Linked DNA regions of Homo sapiens: region 1 is linked to region 2. A link is an interaction called in ENCODE POLR2A ChIA-PET data of the cell type or tissue named here. Cell type or tissue: IMR-90. All regions are shown on one strand. Links, peaks and the distances in the headings refer to the core of each region. The heading gives the core; the rest is flanking DNA.

What was found. ChIA-PET counts read pairs that join two places held together with the same protein. Peaks named below come from ENCODE experiments on the same cell type or tissue, not always from the same donor. Only the 100,000 strongest peaks of a DNase experiment are listed, where the experiment ranks them.
Region 1: POLR2A ChIA-PET joins it to region 2 with 9 read pairs; 2 of 35 experiments call an interaction of 5 or more read pairs at or near these places.

Annotation. Positions count from the first base shown.
Region 1 is chr7:121,094,443-121,110,884 of GRCh38, reverse strand. It overlaps CPED1 (cadherin like and PC-esterase domain containing 1), which reads right to left. Exons shown (of 23, transcript NM_024913.5): 6 at 13,054-13,186; 7 at 10,791-10,959. Among named protein-coding and RNA genes, the nearest start is that of CPED1, 110 kb to the right of the region's middle. RefSeq lists a silencer at 2,811-2,860. In IMR-90, for the core only: no CTCF peak of the experiment used is centred there; no DNase peak of the experiment used is centred there.
Region 2 is chr7:121,020,437-121,036,878 of GRCh38, reverse strand. All of the region lies in intron 3 of CPED1 (cadherin like and PC-esterase domain containing 1), which reads right to left. Among named protein-coding and RNA genes, the nearest start is that of CPED1, 40 kb to the right of the region's middle. In IMR-90, for the core only: no CTCF peak of the experiment used is centred there; no DNase peak of the experiment used is centred there; H3K27ac peaks cover 1,400 bases.

The DNA.
Region 1 (16,442 bases), core at 6,316-10,315, 76 kb before region 2:
AGCCACCATGCTCCTCATCTGGACCCCTGAATGGCCTTGCAACTGGTTTCTCTGCCTCTGTTCACAATTCTCTTCAATCTGTTCTCCACAAAGCAGCAGAATGGGCTTAAAAAGTAAATCAGATTATGATAGCCTCCTGTTCACTATCTTTTAGAGGCATCCCTTTGCCCATAGGGAAAAAATTCAATTTCTTACCTTTCCTGACTCCTGTGTGATTGGGCTCTTGCCTTTCTCTCAATCTCTCTACCACTCACCCTGTGTTCAACATGTTACACAGTCAGTGGTTGTGGCATTCTCTGAATATGTGAAGACTCTCCTACCTTTGGAATTGTCCTTTTGCTGGGAGTATTTTACTGTCATCTCTTGAAATGGCACTTAGTCTCATCACAGAATTATAGCTCAGATATCACCTATTCAGGGCAATCTTTCTACCTCTCATAAAGTGGGCAGACCAGTTAGTTCCTAGTCAACATCCATCCTGTTCATTTCATTCTTAGATATATTAAATACCTGTAACTATCTGAATTTCTTTATATGTGTATAATTAATTATCTGTTTTTCATCTGTCATTCCATACAAGAATAAACTTTACAAAGGCAGGGACTTTGCCTTGTTTCCTGCTATGCTACTGGAGCCCAACATAACATCTAGCATATAAGAGGTAGCCGGTAAATACTTGTAGCAGGAATCAAAAGGCTAATTTAACTCATAGGAAAACCATCCCTATTTTATAGACATGGAAAGTGGTCCATAGATGTAAGCAGATTTGTCTAAGGTCATAGAGTTTGTACAAGGACTTTCTTACTGCACACCGATCCCCAGACCTGTAGAAGTATGGCTTGGGATTTTTCTTTTCTTTCCTGCATATCCAGTGCTATAGATCTAATGCTGGTGATTTATTTCTCTCTCCTTTAAAGTAAAAATGCAATTGGATATTTGCTTATTACTCAGCCTGAAAGGATGTAATCATCGTCCTATTCATGTTGTAAAATCACATTTCTTTAACAGTAACTCCTTGAAGGCATGAAAATGAAATATATTTCCTTAGCATAATGTTTTTCTTCTGTGACTTCTGAGTTTAAAGTAATGATTTCTCTGTGTGTGATTTGAACAAATATTCTTCATGTAGATAATCTGAGTAATCAAGCACATAGAAAAATTCTTATACCTTTCAAATATATCTGAAAAAATTTCTAGTAGAAGTTATTCAGAAGTTATTCTACTAGAAATTTCTACCAAAGCATCAGTTTGGAACAGTATGTTTTTTAAACAGATTGATGAGGCTATGGTACCTGGAACTGTTAGATTCCGGAAAACTAGAGACCAAATAAGAAGAAGCTGATGTAGAGGGGAAACATAGTGCATATGAATACGGATATATATGTAAATAAAGGGATGCTTGGAATTTCCTCTCCTGTTTGAAGTCCCTTTCTCTAAATTTTAAAGACTTGCTTCATCGAGCTTCTAAGAACTGCTTTTACAGGCTAGGAATAGGGAGTGAAAGGACAAATTGTTTTGAGACAAAGAAGACAGAGTGATGTGTATAGGAATGCTCTGTGTCAGCCAGTGACGCAATGAGAGAATGACCGCCCTATAGGCAGACGCTCCATAGAGATCTAACAAAAGCAATGAAATACGTCTTTATGTTGCAGAAGGTAGAGAATACAAAATATATCTGAAGAGTCCTGGGAGAGAATCCATTTCTGCTGCCTCAGTAGCACTCAGAGAAATAAAACACAAATTTTCAGTTCTATATCATAATATCAGGTCATTTAGATAATTTAAAGGAATTCCAGTTAACAGCAGATTTGAGGCTCAGGTTGTAATCAAATAGAAGTAACACAAAAGATTCATGGGTACAGTAGTGCAGTCTTACATGTTAAGTATAAAATGCCAGCTCTAACTGTACAGTAATTTTAAAACTGGTATTGTGTAGTAAGTTTAAAACTATGTGTTGCAAAATCTTTTTTGTTGTTGTTGTTTTTCCAAGGAAAAAAGTTTAGGTCTTAATTTTTGGGCAATGGGACAGGGTGGTGTTTTTGAGCTTGTGGTGACTGGCTTAGACTAGAGTTTTATGGAAATCAGTCCAACATCCCTGACATATTTTGTATGATCTACACATAAGACAGTATAGCATGTTTATAAGTCATTTCTTCTAAGTCAGTATTCCATATTCCATAAAAATATCCTATATTTGTGTACTTTGCATATTTATACCACTCTCAAGTAAATTCCTTGAGGAGAAAGAGCTCTAGAAAATATCATTGAATTTCCTTATATGAAAAAAACATTACAAAATGTACATTTCTTCACTTAAATGTATACTCACAAGTTTATGACTAATAGGCTTAACTTTTCCATAGAAAAAAATTAAGATTATTATATTTTATGATATGAATTTGAGCTGGAAGAATGAATTTTCTTAACATATAGTCATCTGAGGGATATCATTCTTTAATAGCACTGCATATTAAATTTTACAAAGTGTTCTTAAGTGAAAAAACAATGTCCAGTGGCTGGCAAATGCTGAAATCATTCCAAATAATTGTGTGGCCTAGGTAATTTAAATTGTAGTGAGGAATTATCATCATTCGCAATCTACTTAAAAGCACAGCTTTCTTACTGTAAGTATGGGTTATAAAATAACTTTTTTAAAATAAATATGTTTAATCCAATGGGGGAAAAATGCTCCATGCTTTGCTAAGCATTTTTGCCTTTTTTCCTCTTGCCATTGGACAGCTCAGACTATTTGTACAATAGCAAAAAAGACCACTAGGGGGCAATACAGTAATTGTTTTGCTCCATCTCACTGCTATGTAGGCTTCCTTAGTGAAAAAAGATTGCTGTTTCTTCTAAATTTGAAACCACATTTTAATATATGGAAGGAAAAAGGCTGTATTTCATTTTAAACTTACAATGAATAAATCACATAAGACAAATGCAAGTCAGATTTTCTCCTGAAGGGAGCAAAAGCCTGTCTTCCTTCAGCAGACAAATCAGTTTTACCTAGTTGGCACATTTGAGGATATTTTATATTTAGAATTTGTCAGCCTTTGAGACAGATCTCAAGGAATAAAGGATATTGTTAATAAAAATCTCAAAAATGATATACATTTAATAAGTTTCAAAACGTACTGGTAAAAACTTACTTTTTTTCTATACCCAAAGTAAAAGTGTAAAAATCATTTAACTTCCCCACTGAGTAAATATTCTGTAATAAACTTAAGCATTAAAGCGATTAATTTTTGGAGACAATTACTGCCATTATTTTCACTGTTATTACTTTGCACCCACATACCACTTTGTAAAGGAGTTATTTTTATTACTAATTATTCTTTTCAGCAATTTGATGAGTGGAGTCTCTATTCTAATTCATTTCTCTCTCCCTGAATCGGCTGAATATTAGCTACTATGCCAGGCACTGAAGATTTGTTTCCTACATAAATAAAGAATAAGCAAACTCTCTTCTTTTAAGGATTTCAAAAAGATTTAGGCAAGTAGATTTTTCCTCTTGGTTTTTGTTCTCCTGTTTGCTGACTTCATGTGATTTTTTCCTTCCAATATATTTTCCTGTCATCAGAAGATATTTAACATTACCACAGTGATGAAAAAGTTAAGCCTTGTTGTTAAAGTCTTAGGGATAAAGATTTATAAAATTAAATTCAATAACTCTCTAGGTGTCTGTACAGAAATGAAAACATTTAGGAAGATTGCAGGGAGTTTTGCCTTAATTCATGGTCCATTTCCCAAAGATCCATCTTAACAATCCTTTCTTGCATGAGGGTAGTGAAGAAAGGGAATACAGCTGTTCTGTCTTCGAACATCTCTACGGCTTAGCTGGCTCATCTATTAAAGAAATAATAAGAAACTAAAAAATTAAGATGGTGCTGCTCTCTATGGACGCTTAAAGTGCTTTGAAAGATTGCTTACACTAGACCTCTTTTCCCAGGCTTGGTTTTTACTCTAAACACTTGTTTATTTTATAAACTTGTTATCGGCAAGGTGTAACAGAAATCAGAGTGACATTACTGTGCTGGGCAACGGCAGAAAGAGGAAGAGCCCGCAGAGATTAATTTTTAAGAGCTTCTGTGAAGTTCACGGGCAATACACTTCCAGGATCCAGTTCAGAGAAACAACACTTGCTCTTTTCAAGTCCATAACTGGGTCCCATCCTCATCCCAGCATATACCTTCCCTTGATGGCTCCAGGGAGAAGCAGGCTGTGAACAGGACAGGTGAAGGGGAGGAGCTGAGAAGGGAAACATACATTCTATCCTCCAAAGTACTATTGAGGAACTTTTCCATCTTTCAAGCATCCAGAAGGAGGGAAGAAGGAATGAACTTACCTCACCTGATTTCACACTGAAATCCCTGAGTATTAGCTTACCTCCATTTTTCTGGATATATAATTAACACTTGCCTACTGATTTTCTAGTATTAAAGGCAATAATAATTAGCAAATTTATTCATTAGTGTTAGGTTTTACCTTTACACTGTCATAATACATTATATATATATATGTAGGCATATATACACATATATGTGTATACCTATATAAAGCATTATATAGCATCTACCTATATAAAGCATTATGTTAGTTAATTATATTTGCATATGTCTATGCGTTCATTACCCTAGTTCAGAAGGGAAAATATGCCTGAATTAACAATGATGGAATATGTAAATCCATAATACTATCTTCTGTTGTAGAACCTGCTCTTAAATCATATTTTCCCCAAATGGCAGTTTTTAATAAGTTATTATTAATGAGGTACCTTTAATTAAAATAAGGATGATAGACAACGATTCACTGATAAACATTTTTGAGCATCTGCCATGCGCCAGGAACTCTGTGAGGCTCTGGAAATGCAAACACATTGCTTGCCTTTTTGAGGCTTAGAGTCATCTGCTTAAGTTATCATTTTGGCCAGATAAAGATGATCATCATTAATGAATAGTTTTCTTTACATTTAGGATAATCATCCAAGTTCAGCCTTCAGAATTAACGAATGTACAAAATGACTTGACAAATCTTTTAATAGAACCAAGTTGGGAATGAAGGAATGAATGAATGAGTGAATGAATTGCTTTTTAAAAAGACACAAAGTTGCTATAAAGAGTATTAGTGCAATCTAACATCAATGTGGGCTGATTACTTTGCAGTTATTATAAAAGTTTTTAAAGTAAGTCAGCTTTGGTCACAAGTTTATTCAATTACATGCTGGTTATTTATAATTTCTATTTATATAAAATCATACTTTAAAATGAACACCCTGATGCAATTTTAAAATTTAATTCAAGCAAAAGTAGGTTAAGTAATACGTCAACTCTTTTTACAAACTCTCAGGAGAAGACTTTTATTCACATTCTTTCTACAGCTGACATAAATCTCCCGGGCCTAGCGAAGGGCCAGATGCTCAGTCAAAAGCCTTTTACAAGGTCTGCTTCGTAGCCTGCAGTTTTGGACATAAAATGAAGATCAGGGGAAGAACACTTCCTAAGGTTGAAAAACCATACTGTCACTTTATACTTTCTTCCAAAGACATTACTCATTTTTACCTTGGGAATATATAAGCAATCTCACCCAACATTATCAAAGGCAGTGCATAAATATTGACGACAAATGAGGCTAACTTCATCCCTACAACTGTGTCATATTTCCAAAATGAATAAGGGATATATGCATCTTTTTAAAAGGAATCTTGTACATAACACCATTCCTCTCTTTGCCACAGTTCTCCTCTGCCCTCTGTGCACATTTGCTGATTGTATTGATGTGAGAGGGAACTGCAAGCACTGGAGATGGAAGAATGGTCCCCTGAAGGCCAGTGCAGCGGTGGTAGAGAGCTGGTGATTTAGAACTTACAAATCTGACTTGAAAAAAGGCTACGGTATCCCAGATTTCCCTATCTCTATCAAAGTGGCCCTTATCCAGAAATTCAGATTATGACATCTGTCTATTGCATTTACTGGAAAACAAATGATCATTTGTATAATATTTACCTATATCATGTATATATCATTGCAAAGTAGAGTGGCTGGCTTATAGCAGTTAGGGATAAAGTAGACTCAGGCAATTTCTTCATGCAGTTAAAATTTTTTTAATGACCTTTGATTCAATTCAATCGAAGAGACATTTATAGGGAGCTGATTATATGCAAGGAATCATCTTCATATAACTTTATATCTGATGTCAAATATGGAATAGCAACAAATCTAACATCTTCAAATATGGGATGGCTGATCAAACAATGAATTAATTTATGTCTTGACTGGACAAAATAAGGCTTTGGACAAGCTTTTCTGCCAGAAGTCACAAATCTCTTCAGCGATACATTTTCATAAAAATAGTCAAATATGGTCAGAAGTACAAAGAATCTTCAGACATCATAAAAAGTTACAGATATTACAGTTGCCTCTCTGTTGGGTAACTTATTTTGTGATTTACAACGGATGAAGGGATGACTTGTGACTTTTTGCTCTAAGAACCGAATTTAAATTTATGACATTTCTTGCAGTTAATCTTTATGACCTGTGTTTTAAGACAGACATAGATGCATTTAACCAAAAGTTATAGTTAGAATATTTGTGAAAGAATTTTACTCGTGAATTTATAGATACAAACTGAAGTTTTATAATTAAGAGCTTTTTAAGGGAAGACATTTTAAAATAAAATATTTCTTAAAATTAGATTTATTATACTCATCAAGTAAATGATATTGTCTTAACAGCAACAAATAGAGTTGATTTAAAATCAGATCAAATGGTATAGTAAGCAAATATTACATTTGCGAATTTTTCCCTTTCAAAACTTCCTCTGATTTTAGGTTTGAACATCCTTGGGAAACATCTAACACTAAAATTTTTAAATATTTTATTATGTAGAAGGGCATTAAAAATAGTTTACAAAGCTTCTATTTTCCATTATTCCTCAAATTTGCATTTCTTGATTTTTTTTACTCTCTCCAAAGCTTTAACAGATAAAGTATCTCAGCAGAAGACCTAATTGGAAATAAATGAGCTCATAGTTATATCTGTTATTGCCTTCATACCTTCTTTAGCTGCCAGAATGTTCTATAAATGTTCACTGATAACTAGTTTAGTGGGCTTGCCTCATCACACAGTACATAAATCACTACTGATTTAACTAAGTCATTTGGGCTTTGAATTCAGTACTCAGTACACACACACGTGCACATACACACACACACACAAAATTATGTTTTGTGGAATTTAAGGACAGTGTTTAATAACATGCTGGTATAGCGTGGGTAGTTTTTAAAGTGGGTTTGGTTTTGTCCTCCACATTAGCAGTGAGAAGTTTCTGTGTATTTTTTCACATCTAAAAATACCAGTAGAAAGCAGTATTTCTGAGGATGGTTAAGTAATTTAACAGATGAGTTATAATCTATTTGTTTTAACTGAAATAACAAGTACATCAGTTGAAGGGTAAATAAATATCCTCTTGTTTTCTGAAACTTATCTGTATCATCAAGCGTAACTTTGAACTAGTAAGGAAACAATCACTTTCTCCACATTGACCCAGGAAGCTGCACTACCTCCCTCTGAGGAGATAACAGTATTGTCCAGAATAATCAGGCAAGATCTTGAAAAGATAAATCCCAAGGAGAGGATGAAAATGACAAGAACTGCATGCTTTCCTATGCTACAACCGCAGCTTGCATCTGTCTCACAGAAAAGACAAAAATATGAATAAGAAAGGAGATAGTGAATGAAGCATGAAAATCTAAAGAAAACCAGATCACAAGGAGATTTCTTTTTTCATTTATTTTCAGGAAATACATAAATAAAAACTATCATAAAAATTAGCCTGTTATTTGTATCAGGGTAGGGGGAGCGGCACTTACATACAAAGAGGAAAAATACTTTAAAAATTATTTAAAATACCTAAGAGCTTCAGTTTCCTGTTAAGATGATTCACTAGCCCAGGTGAAATGAGAATGAAGCAAGAATTTGATAACAAAGAAAAATAACAAACACCTCTTTGAAAGGGAGTCTAGAGCTATTGTGAACTGGTCTGACCAGTGGTAGCCACGGTCAGGGATAAGTGGAGTTGGGGGAGGGGAGTTGTTGGAGGCTATTTGAGAGGACAGGCTGAAGGAAAATATTTTCGTTTTCCTCCTAACTCTCCCCTGTCTTCCTCTAGGGCAATTATTGGTTGTTCCTTCCTTGTTAAGGATGCTAAGCCCAGGCCCAGGATTCAGATTGCTAAATTTCTTGGGAGAAAGGAGGAAAAACTGTATGGAGTTACTGGTCACATGTGGCATTCACTCCTCCACCCTACTGTCTGTCAACCTTCAGCCTTGATGACATATAACGGAGGAAGATGTGCTTCCTCCCTGTGCTTTTATGCCTAAGAGAGTTTAGGGGGTGAAATTCTGACCAGGGAAGTTACCTGGCTACAAAGGGAAGTGACCAAAAGTGGTTTCTTCATGTTTGGAGCACATTCTGTCCCTTCTCCTTGGATTCACCTGAAAGGACTGACCTTCCCCAAACATCATACTAGCTGGAATAAATAATGTCTGCAGGAGGACTTAAGCTCAAAGGACAAAATAGAGAATGCACAAAAAATACAGCTACTTCAAAAGAAAGGCAACAAACTGAACAATATATATCATGCTACCAAAACTGATAGATGAGGAATTTAAAATAAGCATGCCAGCAATATACTCAAGGAAATAATGGAAGATAGTAGCAAAATAAAATGTGAAAAAGAAGTCATTAAAAAGAACAAAGAGGAAATATGGTAAAAAATATCAGAAGTAAATAAAAATATACATAGTTTTTAAGTGAAGGGGCATGAGCATTTAAGTTATACATGCAGCATTAAATAAATAACTGAAATACAAGAAACAACGGATGAGACAGCAACAAAGCTATAGCGTAAGAAGGATTTTGATATAATTTGGATATTTGCCCCCTCCAAATCTCATGTTGAAATATGATCCCCAATGTTGGAGGTGGGGCCTGCTGGGAGGTATTTGGGTTGCAGGTGTGGATCACTCATGAATGGCTTGGTGCCTTCCCTGTGGTGAGTTCTCCCTCTATTAGTTCACAGGAGAGCTTGGTTTAAGAGCCTGGCATCTCTCTTGCTCCCTCTCTCACTATGTGACATGCCTGCTCCCACTTTGCCTTCCACCATCAGTGGAAGCTTCTTGAGGCCTCACCAGAAGCCAAGCAGATGCTGGTTCCATACTTGTACAGCCTGCAGAACCATGAACTAAATAAACATTTTTCTTTATACATTTCCCAGCCTCACGTGTTCCTTTATAGCAATGCAAAAACGGACACAGATTGTACGATTCAAAAGATAAGATTGAAGAACTGTCTCAGAAAACAGAAATGCTTCCAGAAAGCAGATAAGAAAAGCCAAATAATATAAATAGAAATGGAAGGATCAAATCTGGTCAACAGGAGAAGGAAGAATAAAAACAGTGAGCAAAAATATTTCAAGAAATCATGAAAACAAATTTTTAGAATTAAAGATTAAGGACATCAGACTCAAATTGAAAACACTCAAATAATAAAAGAAATAAATCCAGGAGGGCATTGTAAACAATGTGGGGAAGTAAGGATGGTAAGTGTCTTGATAAAGTTTTGTTTTGTTTTTGAGGAAAAAAAAAACCAAAAAAGGGAACAAGTGATTATTTCAACTAAAACTAAAAATCTACATTGTGATAATGGGATTTGGGGACATGGTACAGAGACCAAAAGAGTCTTGAGAAGGCAAGGTTGGGAAGCAGATAGAGATATTGAAAAGTCTAAGAAATCATAGGAAAACATAAACAATGAGTGCATGTTTTAAATTAACAGTGACCACTGTATGTTATATAGGTAAAGAATGTACAACTTTTAAACTTACAGAAGAATATGTAAGCTTTTCAGTGAAAAAGCAAAGTTTAAGAGGAGAAAAAGAAAGCATACTAAATAAAAAAATAAGATGGCAGAAATAAATTCTAAAATTTGCTCATGCCTTCTTCTTGAGGTGGAAGATTTTCCAAAATTCAAAATTCAGTTTATGAAGGTAAATTCTGAAAAAAATCAAGTTCAGTCATTTTCTAATCTGTTCAAACTATGAGGGACCCTATGCATTCTTTCCATTTCTATTTCCTCTTTTTGGTATGCAGAACAATAAAATACTGTAAAATCAAAATTTCTTTCAAATTTATCAAACATATTGTCACTAGATCTCATTTTCAGCCAAGTTGACCTGAGCTACCTTTTATAACTTATTAAACTTTTTGGGATTATTATTGAGTTCTTCCCTGAAATCTTCCCTATTATCCTTTATGTCATAGCTTGCTATATTAGGCACACTTGAGAGCTTTATTTTTCACTCAGCAAATATTCCATATTGACTGGTGTGATGAACTAGCATTATGCTTCCTAAGGGTGAAGCAAAAAGCACAAAGGCAAAATTGTATTTTCATTTGTTGCCTTGACTATATTTTTCTTGAATAAGTGAAAAATTAAGAAAAACAGAGTATAGCTGTGAACTAGCTCTGTAATAAGTAGATCAAAGAATTGAACTATCATGATGAATTGAGAAAAAAGAATGTAGCCTTTGTGATCCCTAGTGAATTAAGCTGCTTCCAGTTCATTTTTAAACCTGCACCTATTAAGTGAAAATCTTTTCTTGCGGCAATAAAAAAGATGTGATCCTTGTTCAATGGGATTTGATAACCATAAAGGTGGGAAAATGGCAGCCCAACTCACTTTACTTTACTTCAGTGTACTTACGTGAAATAATAGCTTCAACCGAGAGCTTACCTTGACAGTGAAGCGTTTTTTCTTTGGTGGATTCCAAACTGTGCCCGTCGAATGAATGAATGCACGCAAAGGGGTTAAGGACGTCACCAACACATACGCTTTAAGAATCACAGATAGATCTTCGGCTCGAAAGATTGTTTCATGTGGAGCAAGGACTGTCGTTTCATTCCTAAAAAAAAAAAAAAACATAGTTAGCGCTCCATAATGTAGGGTTGAGTACATAATTTGTAAATTACCTACAAGCTTTGTAAACTGCTTCTATCCTTTGTAGGACGCCAGCCCTCAGTGTGTGGGTTTCCTTGAACAATTTCAGTTGCTTATTAGCATCACCACCAGGTGGTGGAGAGGTACAGCGAGAAGGAGTCAAATTGGTAATAGTTCCCCACTCTGGCAGATTTAATCAAAGTATTTTTAAAAAGTAAAAAAGGTGGCTGAGCGTAGTGACTTATGCCTATAATCCCAGCACTTTGGGAGGCCGAGACAGGCGGATCATGAGCTCAGGAGTTGGAGACCAGGCTGGCCAACAGGGTGAAACCCTGTCTCTACTAAAAATACAAAAATTAGCTGGGCATGGTGGCATGGGCCTGTAGTCCCAGCTACTTGGGAGGCTGAGGCAGGAGAATCACTTGAACCTGGGAGGCGCAGGTTGCACTGAGCTGAGATTGCATCATTGCACTTCAGCTTGGGCAACAGAGCAAGACTTTGTCTCAAATAAATAAATTAATTAATTTAATTAAATAAAAAGGTGGAAAGGTAGTATGTAGAATAAAGTTGAATTTAAAAAATAAATATATAAATTAGTTACAGTACCCGTGACCTCAGATGCATGATACCATTGCAACAAAAGTGATATAAATTACAGTTTGGGTGAAACTTTCTAAAAGCTTCTACCTCTGCCTACCTTTGCTCTATTTTTTCTTCTCTAGAAAAAAATGTTAAGTTTTTAAATAGTGGACAGGTCACCAAGAATATGCGAAAATACTTTCCCCACTAGTTCAATCTTACCTAATGTCCCTACTCCCAGATAATGAAGAGTTAACTTAAGGGATGAAATATTAAAAAATTAAAAAAATTAAAAAAACACCTCAGGCTACTAAGGAAAAGTAACACCAGTTTAATATTTTGTAATGAAACAAATATGCTTTCATCATAAATGATACCAAAATGTATAATTATTTGCTTTTCTACATCATATTTCTAAATGTTAAATATCTAAGTTTGATCAATGAAAGGACTGTGCTTTTATACATATATATTTATATATATATTTATATATATATTATTTATATATTTATATATATTTTTATATATTTTTATATATATATATTTATATATATTTTTATATATTTTTATATATATATATTTGAGACAAGGTCTTGCTGTCACTCAGGCTGGAGTGAAGTGGTGCAATCACAGCTCACTGCAGCCTCCACTTCGAGGGCTCAGTTGGTTCTCCTGCCTCAGCCTCTTGAGTAGCTGAGACCACAGGCATGCACCACTGTGCCTGGCTAATTTTTCTATTTTTTGTATAGATGGATTCTCACTATGTTGCTCAGGCTGGTCTTGAACTACTGGGCTTAAATAATCCTCCTGCCTTGACCTCCCAAAGCACTGGGATCCCAGGCATGAGCCACTGCACCTGGCCTACTTTAAACTTTAAAATTCTAGGTTGGCACAAGATGCATATGATTCTTCAATAAATACTATTAACTGTTTAAATACTACTTAATAATTATAAAATTAGATGAGGCAAACTTATTTGTGTCTTGGGTAAGATAATTAAAACCTCTTAATTTTTAACTATAATTTATCTACATTATAAAATCCTTTCCCTGGAGAAAACTTGGATAACTTGATACACAGCAGATGCTTTCTTAGATGCTAAGAGCCATAAAAAAAATAGCAGAAAAAAAATGCATCCAGCCATATTCATAGTCTAAGGCAAAGTCATTTGAGTATAAAATGGAAGTTAAAATTTTATAGTTTTGCATTGTCAAGGTTTTAAATTCAATTTCCTTTAATGTAACTTATTAGATAAGAGTCCAATTTACCCAAATGTTTATTTTCTGGCAGGACAGGTTTGAATTAATCTAGGAGAAAGTCAATGATGGCATTCTTTATTTAAAAAGGATAGCTGAAAATTTATGTAAGAGAAACTAATAATTCACACATGTGAACCCCCCATATCTGTTCTGTGCTTTTCTCTTGTTAGCTGTCTCCTACAATGCATGCTGGTTATAACAATTCAAAATGATTAGCTTACAGCTGTTCACGACTCCAGTCCCCTGGTTTCCACACACGTGGCTTCACTGTTTTTAAAAGGTGACTCGAAGTACTCGGCTTTAATTGCATTCCCTGATCCAGACACACAGAGGGACTCACTGGAAGTTGCAGTTCTGAAAAGATTCAAGAGAGCAGAAGACAGTCATTTTATTGTTTCTTTCTGGAACTGCTTTGAAAATAGAGTATGCTGTATTAAACTGCAGGGTACATGAGAAATATGCAACCATTTTTCTCCCCATTCTGAATCAAAAATGGATCCACTAAGTATGAATGCATATTTAGAGAGGCCTTTGTTTGCCATATGTTCTCTTACTACAGAGGAGGAAAACAACTGTAATAATTGATTTCATTTTCTTGCTCAGAAGGGGAGGTAGATACAATGTCTCTAACTGTCCAACATCAAGCTGATCTATCCTACAAAGCTAAGGGATGCATTCTCAATGAGGGGGTGGTGGCTGCAAGAGCAGACTTTTGTTTGTCATGAGAATATTACATAGAAAACTTGAGCTGATTTCCTGACAATACAATGCTGATATACTAAACTTTGTTATGCTTCCTGACCTTGGGAATCTCAACAACAGGGCTTTATTGTCTTATAAAATATTAATTATTGGATTTTAAGGTATATAAAAATAAAGAACAATAATAATGGTTTACTTAAGAACACTCATATGGACATGCTTAAAAATAAAGTTATTGCATATACATGATTACAAAAATCAAATATTACAGAAAGCAATCAAATGAGCAGAAAAAGCATCCTCCAATTCACTTCTATCTAGAACCTCTTCCCACCAAAAACCAATGCTTACGTATTAACTTGTAAGATCTGAATAAGCACATTGGGTCAGATGCATATATTTCTTCAATATAAAAGTTGATGTAATTAATATAAATATCAATGTATCTACATGAACCTATATATGTAGGTATTTCTGTTTGTTTTTTTAATTATCCCAAAGAGGTGTCATAATAATATATGTCTGGCTTATTTATACCTACTAACCCATCCTGGCATCCTTTCCATATCAGCATATTCAGAGTTATTTCATACATACCTCTTAATAGCTTAGGGTGCGTCATTAAATAAATAAATATACATTTGATTTAGCCATTCTTTATTGTTGTGTATTTACATTATTTTTGTAATGTTTTTCTTTTGCTATTTCAAAAGTACTGCAATGAATACTCTTATACATCTATTTTGGTGTACTTTTACAAGTTTGTCTAGTGGCGGATTTGTATTGGTATGTGTAATTGCCAGGTCAATGGTAAACGCACTGCAAATTTGTTAGACATGACCAGATTGCCTCCCAAAATGGTTGCTCCAATTTCCACTCTCTCCAACAGTATTTAGAAGTTGTTTTCTTAATCCCAGGTCACAGTGCTTTATTTTTTAATTATATAATTTATCTAGCTCTCAAAATAGAACAAAGCCTTTAAATTATTTTTCCCCTTTGTGCACATTTCATCAATACTAACATAGTCTAATTTAAAACACTTCACACTCTTAAGTAAAAGTCAGCAGAAGTCAAGCTGTTCAATGTATTCCCGTATCTCATTATTTAGCACAGTGTGATCTTCCTCCAAAAATGATAACTTACTTGTAAGTTTTCCCTTTTAATGAAGTTCTAATACATCATAATAAAGGAAATATTCAAATGGCTTTGGTTTTGGAGGTGATGAATGAACAGCCATTAAGTTAATTTTCTTTTCTTGGGAATCACAACTTTTAAAAAGTTGAAATGTTTATGTAAGCCTTTCAATTTGCAGTAATAAAATACGTGTTCTTAATTAAAATTTTACTAAATAGAGTTATGTTTTCAGAGTCTATTACTAGGACAAGTTTTGTTTCTCCAAAGAGCTGATTTGGAGGCTTCTTTTGTATAGTATGAGAAAAGTATAATTTACTCTGATTTCCCTCTTACCTTGCTGCCAAAAAGCACAGAATTGATTTCAAACCCAAGCACACTTGACATTAAAGAAGCTAGACATATTAAGTTTTGTGCCAAGATAGTATCTCAATGGTTTTGAGGAAGTTGTCAAAAAACATGTCAAAAGAATAAACAATTTTATGTCACTTTTTTCTGGTTTAGCTCAAGTGGAGCTATACATGAAACTGAAGGGGTCCAATACAGGAATTGCCAAGACTATGTCAGATTTCCACATGAATCTCTGAAACTGTGATCGGATAATGGAAATGAATACTGAGCAAAATAATGTTACCTTTATTTTTATATGTATACATATATCAATAAATTCTAGGCTTCCAATTATATTATTCCAGGCTTGGATGTTACTTTTTATTATTCTAAAAGAAAAAAAAAAACCTCTGTAATTAGCTGTCCCCTCTAAAATTATTCTCATTTAACTTGATTATAGCCACAACTTAGATATAAGCTTCATTTATATCTTTAAAAGCTGCAAATGCATTTTATGGAATTTTATAAATAATCGTGTAAACATTTCAGTGTCCTAGGCTATCATTTAACAGATAAAGGTATGTCTGGAGCACTATTTCTTGTATCTGTTGGCATAGCCTTCAAGGGCTCTCTCAACAGTCCAGTCTAATCCATTTATTAATCCATCCCCCTTCTCCATAGCCCAACCAACACACTCAAAGAGCCTAGAAATCTCCTACAAACAATGCTCAAACGACCTTCTGTTTTTGGAAGGGATTTGGGTGATGAGGCTGTATGACACAGTCTTCCAAATAGCCTAGTTCATTAACATATACTTGTTAAAAATGTTAAAGTAACTTAATATGGAATACCTAGGCATGACTCTTTAGGGCTTTCCTGCCCGCATAATATGCAAACTGAATGGAAAATAGATTAAAATGTGAAATACCATATGGTGGATAGTGCTGTACTTTTATTTATTGGCTACTCTTAGCTTATTTTAGAGAGCCCTGAAGCCTGTAACTTTATGATCAGTAAAGTTTACCCAGAATAAAAGTGAACAATTTGTTAGGGATGCATGAAGCCTGCTTTTCAATATCTTTTAATATCTGGTTGGCTAGATACTGAGCGCCTGCTTATGGGGAAAAAGCATTATGAAAATGATGATTAAACCAGAAACAGGAGACCTGGGCTTTCGTTTTGGTTCTTGTCTACCAACAATTAATAGGCTTGTGACATTGTTAGGAAGCCTTCTAAAATCCAGAATGTAAATCCCATGAATCTTCTGAACTTCCCATATCACTGAACACTATACTGACTAAAATAAGCACTCAAATAAGTGCTCAGGAAATATTTGAAATATTTGTTCTAACAATGAACTTGTTTTGGAGGTTTAAGCCAATCTATGGTTAGAGAACAAAATCATATTCCAATGAATTAAAAACATTTTATTCGATTACTTCTTTCC
Region 2 (16,442 bases), core at 8,255-12,254:
AAAATGCAAATCAAAACCACAATGTGATAACACCTCACTCCTGCAAGAATGGCCATAATCAAAAAAGAAAAAGAAAAATAGATGTTGGCATGAATGTAGTGAAAAGGAACACTTTTACACTGTTGGTGGAATTGTAAACTAGTACAACCACTATGGAAAACAGTGTGGAGATTCCTTAAAACCTTTAAAATAGATCTACTATTTGATTCAGCCATCCCACTACTAGGTATCTACCCATGGAAAAGAAGTCATTATATGAAAAAGATACTTACACAAGCATGTTTATAGCCCCACAATTTGCAATTTCAAAAATGTAGAACCAGCCCCAAATGCTCATCAATCAATGAGTGGATAAAGAAAGAAAAAAAAAATATATATATATATATATACACACACCATGGAATACTACCCAACCATAAAAAGGAATGAAATAATGGCATTCACTGCAACCTGGATGGAACTGGGAGACTATTATTCTAAATGAAGTAACTCAGGAGGAAAACCAAACACCATATGTTCTCAGTATTATGTGGGAGCTGCTATGAGGATGCAAAGGCGTAAGAATGATACACTGGAATGTGGGGATTTGGGGAAAAGGCTGGGGGATGGTGAAAGAGAAAAGACTACGCATTGGGTACAGTATACACTGCTTGGGTGATGGGTGCACCAAAATCTCAGAAATCACCACTAAGTTACTTATTCATGTAACCAAATGCCACCTGTTCTCCAGAAACCTATTGAAATAAATTTTTTTAATGCATGCAGCCCCTCAAATCCCTACCTTTCCTTTACCTTTATTACTATTTCCCTCTAAATTTAACAACTCCTTTGGCATTTTATTGACATATATGGTTTTAACTATTGCTTCTGTCATTGGCTCACAAATTCACATTTCTTAATCTTTCTTATGTTTCAAGAGGCATTTCCAGTAATACTCTAGAAGAGATGCCCTGCTGAAAACGTACAAATTTGAACCCATTATCTCCCACGAAAAGACCCGCTCTTCCTCCTTTTTATTTATTTTTTTTTATTATTATTATTTTTTTAAGACAGGGTCTCACTCGGTCACCTAGGCTGGAGTGCAGTGGTGCGATCACAGCTCACTGCAGCTTTGACCTCCTGGACTCAAGTGTTCCTCCTGCCTCAGCCTCCTGAGTAGCTTGGACTCATCTGCACACCACTATACCTGGCTATTTTTTAATTTTTTGTAGAGACAGGGGTCTCACTCTGTTGCCCAGGATGGTCTCAAACTCCTGGGCTCACACAATCCTCCCACCTCTGCCTCCCGAAGTGCTAGGATTACAGGCCTGAGCCACTGTGCCCAGTCCTACATTTTCTTTTAATCATCAAAGCTATAGCCACTCTTTCTCAAACTAGAAGGCATAAGGACATCTTCAACTGGTACTCACATCTCCTTCCCAAATCTTATTAATTTCAAACACCATCAATTTGAAATTTAAATTTTTAAAATATTTCCTGGCCTTTCTAAATCCTATCCCATTCTCTAAATCTAAGATATCATCTCTGCAAAGTCTTCTAGCTAGTCTTCCTGCTTCTAATTATTTTTCCTTCTAGAATCTATTTTTCTTCCTATAGTCAGAGTTATTCTCTTAAAATACAGATCTCATCCTTGTCAGAACAATACAGGTCAAATTCCTTAGCACAGCAACCAAGTCCCTGCACATCTACTCCAACCCAGTCTTCTAGTCTCCTTTCCCCAGAAGTAGCCCCTCCCTACCACAAACACTCCTGTTCTCCAGCTGCACCTGCCTTTTTTTGGTCCCTGAAACTCCAAGCTCTTACAAACCTATATGCCTCTAGTATGGAGCTCACACTTTTGAATGCTCTTCCCTCCTATATTTGCTTAAGAAATCATTCTTACACACCAAGTGTTCTACTTGTGACACCTTCCTAGATCCCCACATTCAGAATTGCCCATTTCCTTTTCTGTTCTCCCAAAACATTTTATTTCTGCCCTTCAGACTGCTTCTATTTTACCTGATATTACATTTAAACATGTATAGCCTTGCTACTCAGAAATGCTCCATGGATCCACATTGTCATGACTTGAAAGCTTGGTGGAGATGCAAATTTTCAGGCCCCATCTTTGACCATACCAAATCAGAATTTGCCAATAAGCTCCCTAGATGATTGGTATATACAAGTAAGTTCGAGAAACACCTCTGCCCAATTGTTCTTTGAAAGGTCTTACCTTTGTAATGCTCCCTCCCCTACCCACACCAATTATAGGGTCCTACATATAGCTCTTATTTAATAACAGTGTGTTGAATAAGACTTGAGTGCTTAGTGTCACTTATAAAATACTTGATGTCGGCCAGGCGCAGTGGCTCACACCTGTAATCTCAGCACTTTGGAAGGCAGAGGCGGGCAGATCACGAGGTCAGGAGTTTGAGAACAGCCTGGCCAACATGGTGAGACTACATCTCTACTAAAAATATAAAAAATAGCTGGGCATGGTGGTGGATGCCTGTAATCCCAGCTACTCTGGAGGCTGAAGCAGGAGGATCGTTTGAACCTGGGAGGCAGAGGTTGCAGTGAGCCAAGATCATGCCATTGCACTCCAGCCTGGGTGACAGGGCGAGACTCCATCTCAAAAAAAAAAAAAAAAAAGAAAAAAAAACTTGATGTCTGGCTATAATAATGCCCTCCTTATAATCCTTGTTTTGAGTTTGATGCTTTATCTTGGCTTCTTTTATTACTTGTATTACTTGAGTATATAATATGACTTTTTGATAGACATTCCTTATGCCAAATTCTGCAGAACAGCAAAAGCGGTTTTAGTGTATAATTAGCATTATGACACTTCATTTAACCAAATATTATTCCTTCTTCCTGTTCTACTAAATGTTATTTTTCATGACTTATGTGAAATGCAATGAACAAAACCTCATCATATCTGGGTTAACATTGTATAATAAGGCATTGGGGATTGTGAGAAGTCTAAGAGGAAGGAGAGAACCACTAATTTCTAATTTATTTCAAGAATAAATCCACACTAATTCAGCACAGATGAGAATTAAGGCTTGAGAAAATATAATTCACTAACATGAGAAAAAGAATCAACTGTCTCTCAATGGCTTATTACTTAATGCCACAGTATTTTAGGATTACACATCTATTCATAAGCATTATTTTCAACAATCTTTGGAGATTTATTGAACCCAACCATAACATTACTGTGAGATATTTATGAAGGAAGTCTTATCTTCCATTTTAAAATCAAACAATAGATAATCTAATAAGCTTGTTCAGGGTCATTTCAAATAGAGGATATAAGGCATAAAACTCAGACCTCCCAGGAATGATAACACTCACATTTTGGGGATGTTACAGGGATGGTGAGTTAATATTTTTAAAGTGTGTAGGACACTGTCAGTATTTGATAGCTTTATATAAGTGTTTATTTAGTGAATAGCTAGGTAGGTGGTAGGTAGATACAGGCAGATAAATCCGACATCTAGGTGATGAACTTTCAAGTAACAAAATGTGACTTCTATGTGTCTTGCCAGCCTATTATTTAAGGCTTCTGAACACAGTGACATAACATAGTGTCATGAAGAAAACACAGGAAATGATAATCGTCTCTTCTAACCCTGACCCACACCCTCATGTTTCTTCAGCAGGCATTCCTCCTACAGAAGGAAGAAATATTAACTTGACAGACACTCAGCAGTGGTTTCAATCTAAGAAAAAGAGAGGACCTCACAGTAGTTGGCCTCAGTTAAAATGTATGCATATTACCTAGAACCAGGCTCAGCAGTTTTCTCTTATTTGCTAGAATAGGTGACATCTTGAGCCCTGAAATATGATGGAGGAAGGTACATTTTCATGAGTAAATAACAACAAGCTCCAGGTGGTAGGTCTCCTTGGATCCTAACGTGTATGCTTTAGATACAGAGGAAGCTGGGTAATGAGTAATCAGGGCTGTCGCCTAAGACAAGTTTCATCCACTTCACAATTTTCCTAAAATTGGCCCTGTTCCCAGCAGCCAAGGATATATCAGAAGTGTCTCCTAAGGCTAATAATTCTGTCATCTATGAGATGAAGAATATTTAGGCCAATGTGAAACTATGCCAAGTACTATTAAACTGCATCATTCCTACACCTCTAAGAAGTGTTGTTTTTTTTTTCCTTTTTTTCTCTTTTACTTCAAGTTCTGGGATACATGTGCAGAACGTGCAGGTGTGTTACGTAAGTATACATGTGCCGTGGTGGTTTGCTACACCTATCAACCTGTCATCTAGGTTTTAAGCCCCGCATACATTAGGTATTGGTCCTAATGCTCTCCCTCCCCTTCCCCACCCCACCACCCCGACACCCTGACAGGCCCCCCCCGCGGTATGATGTTCCCCACCCTGTGTCCATTTGTTGTCATTGTTCACCTCCTACTTATGAGACACGCAGTGTTTAGTTTTCTGTTCCATGTTAGTTTGCTGAGAATGATGGAGAAGCACACTTTATCTCACATTTTAACAGGATTATGCCAAATCATAGTTCCATTTAGTCTCATAATATTAATTTTCTACCTTTCCAGAAATGCTTAGAACATAATTCACTGTTTTTATCTCTAATTGTTTACTACTAAAAATTTGTATAGCAATCTTGCTTCTTTTGTTTGTCCTTACTTAAAATCATTTTTCCTACTTCATTAACATTATTAATTTTAAGATTTAGGTATATACTTTATAATGTTTTGATGCTTTAAATTCTATCACGTTGGTTCCCAAGAATAAGATTGTTGGCTTAAAAGTATATTTAAAGTTGTATAGATATTTCCAGATTGCTTTCCCAAAATAAGGCCATAATATTTCACATTTCCACAAGCAATGTATGAGAGTTTTCTTTCTCAGAATCCTCACCATCAATAGGTGATATCACTAATTTTAGGTTTTGCCAATCTCATGAATATAAAGTAATACACTATATTTTAAATTATCTTTCCTTAAGTTTTTATGAGGTTCAGCATCTATTCTTCATTTTGTCATTTAAATTTGCTTTTCTATGAACTGTGTATTCATATATACATAGTATTAAGTTTTACAAATAAAATTATTTTAAATGTATTTAGTCAATAATATATTTTCAACTGATGTGAAAATCAAAATTTTTATTAAAAATAGACATTTTGTGTCATTTTTTAATCTGATGAGATAAATATCCAATACTGAAGACATGTGATAATGTCTAATACTGAAGACACATAGGGTATCAGCACTGTTGGTGGAAGCAAAAACAGAAACCATCTTTTTGTAGAGAAATTGGCAGAGACTGGCTGAGTGTGGTGGCTCATGCCCATAATTCCAGCACTTTGGGAGGCCAAGGCGAGTGGATTACTTAAGTTTAAGAGTTCGAGACCAGCCTGGCCAACATGGTGAAACCCCATCTCCACTAAAAATACAAAAATTAGCTGGGTGTGGTGGAAGGCACCTGTAATCCCAGCTACTCAGAAGACTGAGGCAGGAGAATCGCTTGAACCTGGGATCACGCCACTGCCCTCCAACCTGGGCAACAGAGCAAGACTCCATCTCGAAAAAAACAAAAAAAGAAAAAAGTTGGCAGGCAGGCCCACAGTTTTAATATTTTTACCCATTGATGCAATAATTTTGTATTATAACTCAAATCTCTAAAATATGATATAAATGAATATCACAGCAAAGTTGTATTTTATAGCAACAAGTTGAAAAAACCTAATTATTAAGAAGGAATTTGTTTAAAAATATGGTGTATGCATACAATAATATGCTAAAAAGAATGAAGCATGCATTTTCTATACACTTGCAGGAAATCTGTATGATATTCTGGTTAAAAGCTCAGGTTTGATGATAAACTGACCCTTGGGTCAAGCGTCAACTCCACCATTTATGACATGAACTGCTTTGGATATATGACTGCCTAAACCTCAATTCATCTTTGAAATAGAAATATCTACCTTATGGACTAGAAGTGAGAAATAGATTAGTTAATACATATAAAGTGCATAGAACAATGCATTTAATTAATATAGTAGTCCCCCTTATCTGCAGGAGATATGTTTCAAGACCTCCCCCCTCAAGTGGATGCCTGAAACTATGGATAGTACAAAACACTATAAAATACTATTTTTTTCCTATATATACATATCTTTGATAAAGCTGAATTTATAAATTAGGCACATTAAGAGATTAATGACAATAACTAATAATAAAATAGAATAATTATAACAATATACTAGCATCACTACTCTTGCCCTTTGGGGCCATTAAGTAAAATAAGGATGACTTGAGTAAAGCACTGAGACGAAAGTCGATCTGATAAATAAGAAGGCTACCAAGTGACTCAAAGGGTAGGGGGCATCTACAGCATGGAGATGTTAGACAAAGGGACGATTCATGTCCTGGGGCAGAACAGAGTTAGACAGCTTGAGATTTCTTCATGCTACTCAGAATGATGCACAATTAAAGCTTACAAATTATTTATTTCAGAGTTTTCAATTTAATATTTTTGGACTGCAGTTGACTACGGGTAACTGGAACCACGGAAAGTGAAACCATGGATAAGGGAGGAATACTGTACTCAATAAAGGCTAGCTTAAAACTATTGATTTAAAAATGTATTAATTGTTTAAAATTGTTAATATGGCAAGTCTTTTATCATGTACTGTTTGTAAAGAGGCAGGAGGTAAAAGAGTAGAACATAAATGTGTGTGTCTATCGTGTGTGTGTGTCTGTGTGTGCATGTGTGATGCTTAAAAAGATTCCTGGAAATATGCACAACATTGTTAACCATGTTATCTCTGGAATTTGGAGTAATTTTCACTTTTATTTTTGTATTTGCCAGTATTTGATTGACTATTCCACCATAAACATGTAACATCTTTATAAACAGGAAGACTATGCATCAAGGTAAGGAACATCATTCTCTAAAACATAAATTGTCTTTTACACACTGTATCTTTCAAAGCACTATAAAATGCCAAAAAAAATTAGACAGATATGAAAATGTATATAAAATTAACCTGGACATTGATCATTTTAAAATTCAAAATGTCTGATATAAGACAGAGTGCCTTAAAAATACTCAATGTGACAAGACAAGATAATAGGATTTCTTTCCGTAAGACAAGAAATAAAAATCGATTTTATCATGTGGTAATCATGTCATGTACGATTATAAAGTAGAAATTTCAGGTACCACACAAAATAAATTGCTGCTGATTAACCTTAATATGCTATCTCTCCTGAAAGTGGACAAATAATGAACAGAAATATTTGAGCAAACACACCAATGAAAATGTAAACCCTCATTATTCCTGATACATTTGCTATCTGGATGAGTTTTCAGATAGCTGTGGAACGTGCCTGCCATTCCAGCATTCCCAGCATTTCTAATATGACACAAATAACAATTTTCCAGAAGAAAGTTCATCAGTTTTATACTACAACTATGAATTTGAAATTTCACTCTATACTTCCATAGAACAACAGGTAAAGTCCTCAATCTTAAAACAGCCTCACTTATTGAAATAAGAGATTTGTTTCTTATGGGAAATTTCTTGTGCAGCTGATGAGAAATGACTTAACCTTTTCAGATAGAATTTTGATAACACAAATGAAGAGCTTTAGAAATGATTCTCACCCTTTATTCCAATAACTTTAATTTCAGAAATCTATGCTAAAAATAATTAGGAATGTGGACAAAGATTTACATATAATAATGTTATGATTGCATTATTTACAACAGCAAAACAGTGGGAAATATAATTATCTAATGATGTTGGAAAAATTAGGTAAATTAGGTTAAGGAAGTATTAAATAAATTTATATAATATAACTTTATACAGCCATTGAAATAATGTTTACAAAGTTTTTATGGTATGTGTTTCTGATAATAATAAAGCTAAAAATGGTTTATTATTATTAGCTATTAAACTAATAGCTAAGAAAGCAAGCTAGAAAACTGCATAAAATGTATAAAAGCTTATAAAGAAACATCCAACATTAATTATCTTTGTTGGTGGTTTACAGGTAATCCCTCTCATTCATTAGTGTACTTCTTTTTGCACTTTCCAAATGGAATGGACCTTAAAGGTCATTTAATCCAAAAATATCCATTTTATGCAAATGAAAAGCATCTGGAGAAATTAAGCAATTTAGACATGGTTTCACATAGACAATGCAACCTAGGCCAATGTTTTTTCCACAGTATCATCTTGCTTCTGTTTGGGGCCTATAATTATTATGTGCAATAAAACGTGTTCATATTTTTGCCTTGATCCTACTCTCTTCCAGAAAGTTCGGTGTGTCCAAAGACAGTCTAAATTCAGCTGCTTGTGCTATCATTTTAAAATGAGATCATTGGCTTTGACTGTAAAGAAGCTAACATGTACAAATACTTTGCAAGTCAACTCATAATTAATGGGTTCAGCGTCTGCGCAAATTCAGTGTGGGGCTTCTTACCAAAGTGAAAGGTTGATTCAGGGTCCTGGCAAGGCAAATGAGGAATTGTTTGGCTACTAACTACTTAAATAGGAAATACACAGAAGTTCTTTGTGCTTCTGTAAGAAAAGCTGAAAAACCATAATAAAAAAGTAACTAGCACAGTCATTCTCAACACGTGGTCCCAGGACCAGCATATTACCATTACCTGGAAACTTGTTAGAAATCCAAATTTTTAACCTGCCTCTCCATTCTTACTGAATCAGATCTACTGTGAGTAGGGCCCAGCAATCTGCAGTCTGCAACTTAACAAGCCTTCCAGAGAACACTGACGCATGCCAAATTTGAAAATCACCATCCTAGCAAATCAGTAGGTACCATGGTAGAGCTTTGCCAAAACTATGTTTTCAGGCAAACATCCAGACAGGGATTCCATTTAGCTTCTGATAATTATAAAATATAGAGCTAGTCAGGTCCCCGAGAGTCGCCTCTGCTCTCCTCATCCCTTAATCGCTTGTTTAGTGACTCTGATAAGGAGGTGGAATGTTAAACAAGATTTTTTAAATTCCAAGAGTTCCCCACTCTAAATGGAACATTTTGTTGTATAAATGGTGAGACTCACATGTGACTTTCCTACTTTTCCTTCGAGAAAGAGCTGAAACTCATTATTATTATTATTATTATTATTATTATTATTATTACTAAAGGTTATAATTAACTTGTTGGTGGAATTCTTTCTTTGGCAACAGAGATGTCACTGGTTTGATGAAATCTGAAAGAATGTTACAAAGAGACTTCACTAGGGGTAGGGGGATGTGAGTTCTGTTCCTCAGTTGGTTGAGCTGAGACACAGCCCTGAGCACATTTCATTTTGCTGTACCATAGAGCTGTTTCTTATGAAGATCACTAATTTTTTTTCCAAAAGTCCAAAGAAGAAAATGGCACTTGAATATCTGAAGGAGAGATTCAGCTATTTTATTAGTGTATTTGTGGGTTTGTTTTTTCAATTGCATATACATTTAATTGTGTATCTACTAGGTATATGCACGACATTGTTTTATGCAGAATACCATATAAATAGATGAATGAAATACTCCCTGCTTCACAAGAAGTTTATAATACAAAAGGGGAGATAAGATGAACACATAAAAATTATCAAAAAGTATGACACAAATCATACCCTAGGCATCAGAGATATATGAATAATGTGTGATGAGGTCTAAGGAAATTTGTTCACCATTTCTAGCTTGAGAAGAATTGAGGGGGGATTTCATACATTCATTTGAACTTTAAGAAATGACAGAGCCAGGCGAGATGGTTCACGTCTGTAATCCCAGCACTTTGAGATGCTGAGGCGGGACAATTGCTTGAGCCCAGTAGTTCGACACCAGTCTGGGTAACATAGTGAGATTCCCCTCTCTACAAAAAAAAAAAAAAATAAGAAAAATTAGCTGGGCTTGGTGGCACGCTCCTGTAGTGCTGGCTACTCAGGGATTGAGGTGGGAGGATCCATTGAGGCCAGGATGTCAAGGCTGCAGTGAGCCATGGTTGCACCACTGCACTCCAGCCTGGGCAACAAAGCCAGATTGTCTCAAAAAAAAAAAAAAAAAAAAAAAGAACTGACAGGAGGGAGCTCTAGGAAACAAAAACCTCAACATCAATGCAAGGCAGAAAGCTTTGAAATGTGATCAGGCAAAGGTGAGCAGGCCAATTACTATGGTTATCCTCCCTAGCCATGTATTAGTATCACCTGGGAAACTTTTTTTTTTTTTTTTTTAAATAATGATGTCCTGGTCTGTCTCCCTCCCCCAAAATTCTGATTTAATTTTCTGGAGTGTCACCTGGGCATTGGCTTTTTAAATTTTTAAGTTCCTTAAGTAATTGGAATGTGCGGACAGGCCTGAGAACCATGGCTATAGCAGGGATGTGGAAGTGTCTGACCCCATGGCAGGGGAAGTATTGAATGCCTAATTAAGAAATATGTGTTCTGTTTAGCAGAAAACAATAGGGGAGTGTTTAATAGCCACTATGATAGCACAAGGATGAGGCAAAGCAGCTGTAGGGAAAGGGGAGCCATGGCAGAGCAGATGCACATTTTACAGGGCTTGGTGACAGATGTGTGTTGTGATTTCAGGAAAGAGAAACTGAAACTGTAAGGAAGCAGGTAGACCCCTGAACAGGCCAGTTTCTCTTGAAAACTTGAGATTCCAGTTCACCTAAGTAAGCAAGTCCTCTGTTTTTGTTTTTTTGTTTGTTTTTTTGACAGTTATACCACTGTCATTTGCTCAATGGAAATATAAAGTTGGCATCACTGAAATTAACAAGTTTTTAAGAAAGAAATGATCGCTCAGAGCTTAAGGAAGACTGCCTAAATCATAGTGATCTCCTAACGGGGACGGGGGATGTGATGATGAGCTTTAGAGCTGAGAGAGTGAGGGAATATGGAACTAGCAACAGAAACATGTCAGGCAAGAATGATAGATACTGCCGGGATAGCACTATCAGTTGTGTTTTATACATGTTGAGGCGGTAGGACACACAAATCAAAACATCTATCAGGTACCTGGACAATCTTGACTCTCCAAATTCTGCCCATAGGAGACAAATTAGATAGGATTCAACCTTATCTAGAGGTTATATCTCCTGAGGGGGATATTGCATTTGCAGAGTACAAAAAATTCTTGACGGGAGTATCAAGAAAAGGAAAAAAATGACTGGGGATAAATATCTTGGAGAATGTCCATATTTGGAGAAAGAACACAAAGAAGGAGGGGTTGAAAGATGGGAGATGCAGGTTAAGGCATCATTCAGGAGGTTAAGAGGGAAAAGGGTTTGGAAGAACACTCCCAACCCATACCACGAGCAAGGTGTTTATTCCACTACGGCTCATGCATTTCATCGAGTTTGGGAAACACTGCTAGAGTAAGAAAAAAGAAACTGAGAAATTACCTCAGTGAATTCACATCAATGCTTAATTCATTATTTAAATAGAATTTATATAACTTTTGAGAAACACTGATATTCTACTCACGCCCAAATCTATTCTAATACCAAAAATATTGCAGTTTAATAGTGACTGAATTTCCTAACAAAAAGGAGTTTCTTGGTAAATTGTGAAGGCACAATTTTAGGAGATAGGTGGGGGTGAAAGTCATTATAGACAGTTAATTGGGGAGAGATTGCTAAGAAAAAATTTCTACTTTTTCTTAAGGCTTTATTACCCAAATGGTAGTTTGTAAGTCCACCAAGAGACAGTGTAAGAGGGAAGCAACTTCAGCTAAAAAAGATGAAAGACCTTCAGGGGAAAATGTTAATTATTTTGGGAAACATCAAGTCTAAAAAGGAAGTGAGTTGGGAGGTTTCAACAATATTTATAATATTGAGAGTAGAAAGTAAAAGTTGTACAATCATTAAAAGAGTCTGGGAACTATAGTTAGAAGCTCCCAAACGCCTCCCAAATTGAGAAAAATGTCAAAAATACTTCAAACAGCTAAACTGGATAATGCATTGGCGTAGCAAACACCCTGTACCTGGAGTCTCCAAACTCCCTTTTTAGTTAATCCACAAACTGTCGTTTGAAAGCTCCCGTATGAAGGAGTTTGTTTATCTTTCCTGGAGTCTTTCCTCAATCTAAATGTAATTCGGATATTATGTGTTTTTACAAATTAAATCTGCCATTCAAAGCACAGTTTAGGCAAAACCAAACAAAAATGTCTAATTTCTTTTCAAAAAATAGTCTTTTTTCCATTTTAAAGACATACAAAAAGAACAATGACCTGAAGTAAATTACTTATCAAATTTTCAATGCTGCATTTTTCCTTAAAAATAAAAGAAAGTACATCTAACAAGACAGTTCAGAGAAAGTATCTTCAAAGTTATATTTAAACATTTCCCAGCTTTAGACAATTTAAATACCCAGTCTGGTTTCTATGAAACTTAAAAAGATCAAACAATTAGAAGGAAGCTAGGCTTGAAGGGGCAATGCTAGGGACTTTGGTAAACATCTGGTTGCCATTTTCAGTTGTAAGAGCTAACCCATTTAAGGAAGCAGTTTAGTTTCTTTGGAGTAAAAACGAGACACTGGCTTTTTGTTCTCTGTGCACAGCGAAGGGTAAAGAAAACATCAGAATGGGGAGGTCACTCTAAGCTCAACTTTTATAAATAAGAAAATTTTTTTCAAAAATTAAAGTAAATTGAACTGAAGTCCCTGTAGTCTAAACAACTCAACTGAGTTAAGGTTAAATAAACATTCCTTGAGCTCCAGTGAGCCAATTAAAGAACGAATTCTGTTTGGTCGTAAATACATCAGTAAATCTATAAGCACTGAGGAAAATAACAATAAACCTGAGCATACAATTACTGTGTGTCATAACCCAGTAAAATAGAATAGTGCAGTCTTACATGTTTCTTTGATTCAATTCCTTTTTTCCCCCCAGTTTGATTAACTAAATAAAGTACAGAAGCACTTCTGATACCGTCCAAAGCCTATTACTTGCATAATGAAAAACGTATGTCAAACGTGTTCTAGGCAAAACACCGGCAAGGCAAAACACACAGTGCCTTTTAAATGTGACCTTTACTCTTTTGTCTTCCTGCTAAATAGTCATAGAGCATATTAAACTCAGGAAAGCAGTAGGGTGCTGGTGTGGGGCTAGAGGGGGGAAAGAAATGAGAAGAGAAGTTCATTAGGCTCTCAAGTCTTAAATTACCAGCAGAAGCATCTGCTATAAATGTGCACTATTAGTCCAAGAGGGCCACCTCCAGATTTGCTCCACACTGGTGTTTCTCACCTCTTCCTTGACTGCTATTTCTCTCTTCTGCCCGTGCAACACCAGACAAAGCAAAGACTAAAGAAAATGAATCCCTGCAATGATAGAGATTCACATTTTTGTCTTGTTTTCTCTCATTCTGTGTGTTTGAGTCTTATATTGTACCACAGAACTGTAGAGTTGTAAAAAAGCTTTGGTGGTTATTTCACTCATTCTGCTACATAATACAGCAACCCAGAGTTGCTTCTGTTGCAACCAAACTTCCTACTTTTTGTTCTGGGCTGTTCTATTGCTGGACAACTCTGATAGATAAAATGTCCTTCCATAAACTGGTCCTAGTGATGCCCTCTTGAGTTACTAAAAATAAATCTTGCATTCAAGCACCTTGTTAAACAATGGGAATACAAAAATATTGGTTCAACTACTACAGGGCCTCCCAGAAATATTCTCTTCAGTTGAACAATCTGTTTTCTCATTCCTGCTACAGTTCTGGCTTCTGCTGCAACTGTAGAAATAAACCCTCTTGAAGTATACGTAAATAATTCTGACAAAATGATAAAATATACTCTGTGTCAGAGTCTTTTGAACTACATATTACTGAGACTTGACCCCAGGAGCAGGTTAAAAACTTTGAAAAATATGTATCTTTTTTTTTTTGGCCACTTACTATCCTATGAAGTAAAACAATGATTTACTGAATAGCATCTGGATGATAGGAAAGATAATAATTTGATGGTGTCTTTTTTTTCTAGAGAAGTACGTTATTAAAATTCTGGATCATAATATATGTTTTTTCAAAGCAAAGAACTGGAAGACCAATAAAACTTACATTACACTAAGAAATAAACTACAGAGCATAATATAGAGGATGCAGATAGGACCTAAGTGATATGACGCGGTTTTTGACTGTCCTCCTTCTTGCTTTGTATGTTTGCGAGTAGCAAAAGCTGTATACTTACTTTTACCAGAGAGCATCCTTAGGCAACACTGTGTCACACTGCTTTATAGGCTATTGAACCTTCAGTAAATCAATTATCACCTCTCAGCAGATGACCCACAAACCTACATCTCCTGACCTGGCATTTCTGCTTGCTTGAGTTTCTGCTGAATACATCCCTATGAAAATTCACAGCACCTATAACTGAATATGTATAGAAAGAAACTCATCCAACCTGTCCCAAAATCAATAGGTCAAGTAACCTGGCAAATGTAACAGGAGAGCCTTGAAAGCAAGGCAAGAGTAAAATTCTTAAAAATGGACACAAGTACTCAAAAGCCCCAGCAGTATAGAATCATTTGATGTATAAACTATCAGCCCTATGTAATACTATATTTATGGTTTCATTATCTTTGGTGTAAGAGTGGACTTAAGTCTAAATAGAATATCAGTGTTCCTCTAAAGTCAAATAAAATAAAAGTTTTATGAACTAAGTTTAATATGAGTTTCCTGAGTGAATTTGCTGTTTAAGGAGCCCAAATATTGATGTACTATTTTATCTTCCTTTGTTCATGTATTTAATAAATATTTATCATATGCCCCTATGTGGAAGGTGTGGTTATAAATGATAAGCATAAAAGACATGGTCCCTGACCTTAGGAAGCTTACAGATTTTTTTTTTAATGTGAGATTTTTCCAAGGGAATAATCCAGGAGAGTATGTCAGAATTTCAGGAGGATTTACAACCCAGACCTTCTAATGAGAACATATAAGTCGAGAAGGCTAAATTGAAAAACACCTATCAAGTTCATTTTACCCATAATAACATCCAACAGCAGCACTCTTACACTACTGCATATTTTAAATACACCTCCCTACAGGGGAAATGTCATATTCTCCTTTCTGTAACTACTTCTTGACAGCAGTAACAATATTATCTCCCGTTTATGGGGTGATTACTATGTACCATTCTTAAAACAACCTCAAAAGGATCAACTTGTAGATGAGAATACCAAGACTTTCAGAGGATAAGTTACTTGCCCAGGGTTATGTAACCATTAAAAGGTAACACTAAGGACTCCAACCTAGGTTCTGTCTTACTTCAATGCTTATACTTTTTAATTTCCAAAGCCTACTACCTCCCCAAGAAAGTTATTATTGTGGTTAAGCTCGTCTTACTTATGGGCAATTTAAAGCTCGACTTCCTTATAGCTTCTTTTTTATTACAAATAAAAAGAAAAATGTGAAATATGTTTTCCATTACAAAGGTTAAGATTGATCTGTCGTGGATGTTTCTTTTCTATACAAACTACAGAAACAGCTTTTGGCAAGTAGCCACTATAAATAACCTTCAAAATTATACTAAATATCAAGTGATATACTGATGTTGGACATTCTTTAAAGTGCAAGTGAATGTAAATAAAACATAGGAAGATAGAAATCTATTAAATTATAAACAAGGAAGGAAATAGATCTTCCTTTTTATATTTTCCACAACATTAAGTAGTGATCTGTATCTCTTGCTCTATTAACTATATCTTTTAATAGTATTTCCCAAGAACACATGTGGGTAAATAAGAGTGTCCTTATTAGGAGTTGAAAAGCTGTGAAGCAGCATCATTTAAATACTACTCTCCAGAACACACTGTATCAAGTTTAATTTCAATACAAATTCCAATAAATACTATTTATTGTAGTATTAACTCTAGCCCCTTATGGAAATGTCTTTGCTATATCATGCTGTAATGTTATACTCTCAACTCATATTAGAATGTTGCTATATGAACCAAGATATGACATCTACTTTATTTCCAATACAAATGTTGCTCTGGCTTTTGACCCATTGCATAACTTACTGTTGTTTACTCAATACTCCCTTTGAAAAAATTGTTTTAAATTTCTCATTTGAGCATGTGGGAAGTTAGGGGGATGAATCATAATGGTTCCTTCTTCCTGAGAGTAAAACTTCTATTATTTCTCTCATTGTTCTAGGTGCTTGGAGGCTCACAGACAAAACTAAGCCTAAATTATAGTAGCTAAGTGGAATAACCAGTTTGGTGCTTAATTTTATATGTACATTTTATTAATTTTGTTATTATATATTTTATTGTAAACCTTCAAATCCTTTTTGAATAAGATTTGGTGTAAGTTAAAAAATGAAACATCTCAGTCCTAGAGTTGAATCATCAACTTGGTATGACATCAAGTTACATAGGCTTATTCTGGATACAGGAGCCAGGAAACTTTTTTCTGTAAAGGACCTAATAATAAAAATTTTAGGCTTTAAAAGCCATACAGACT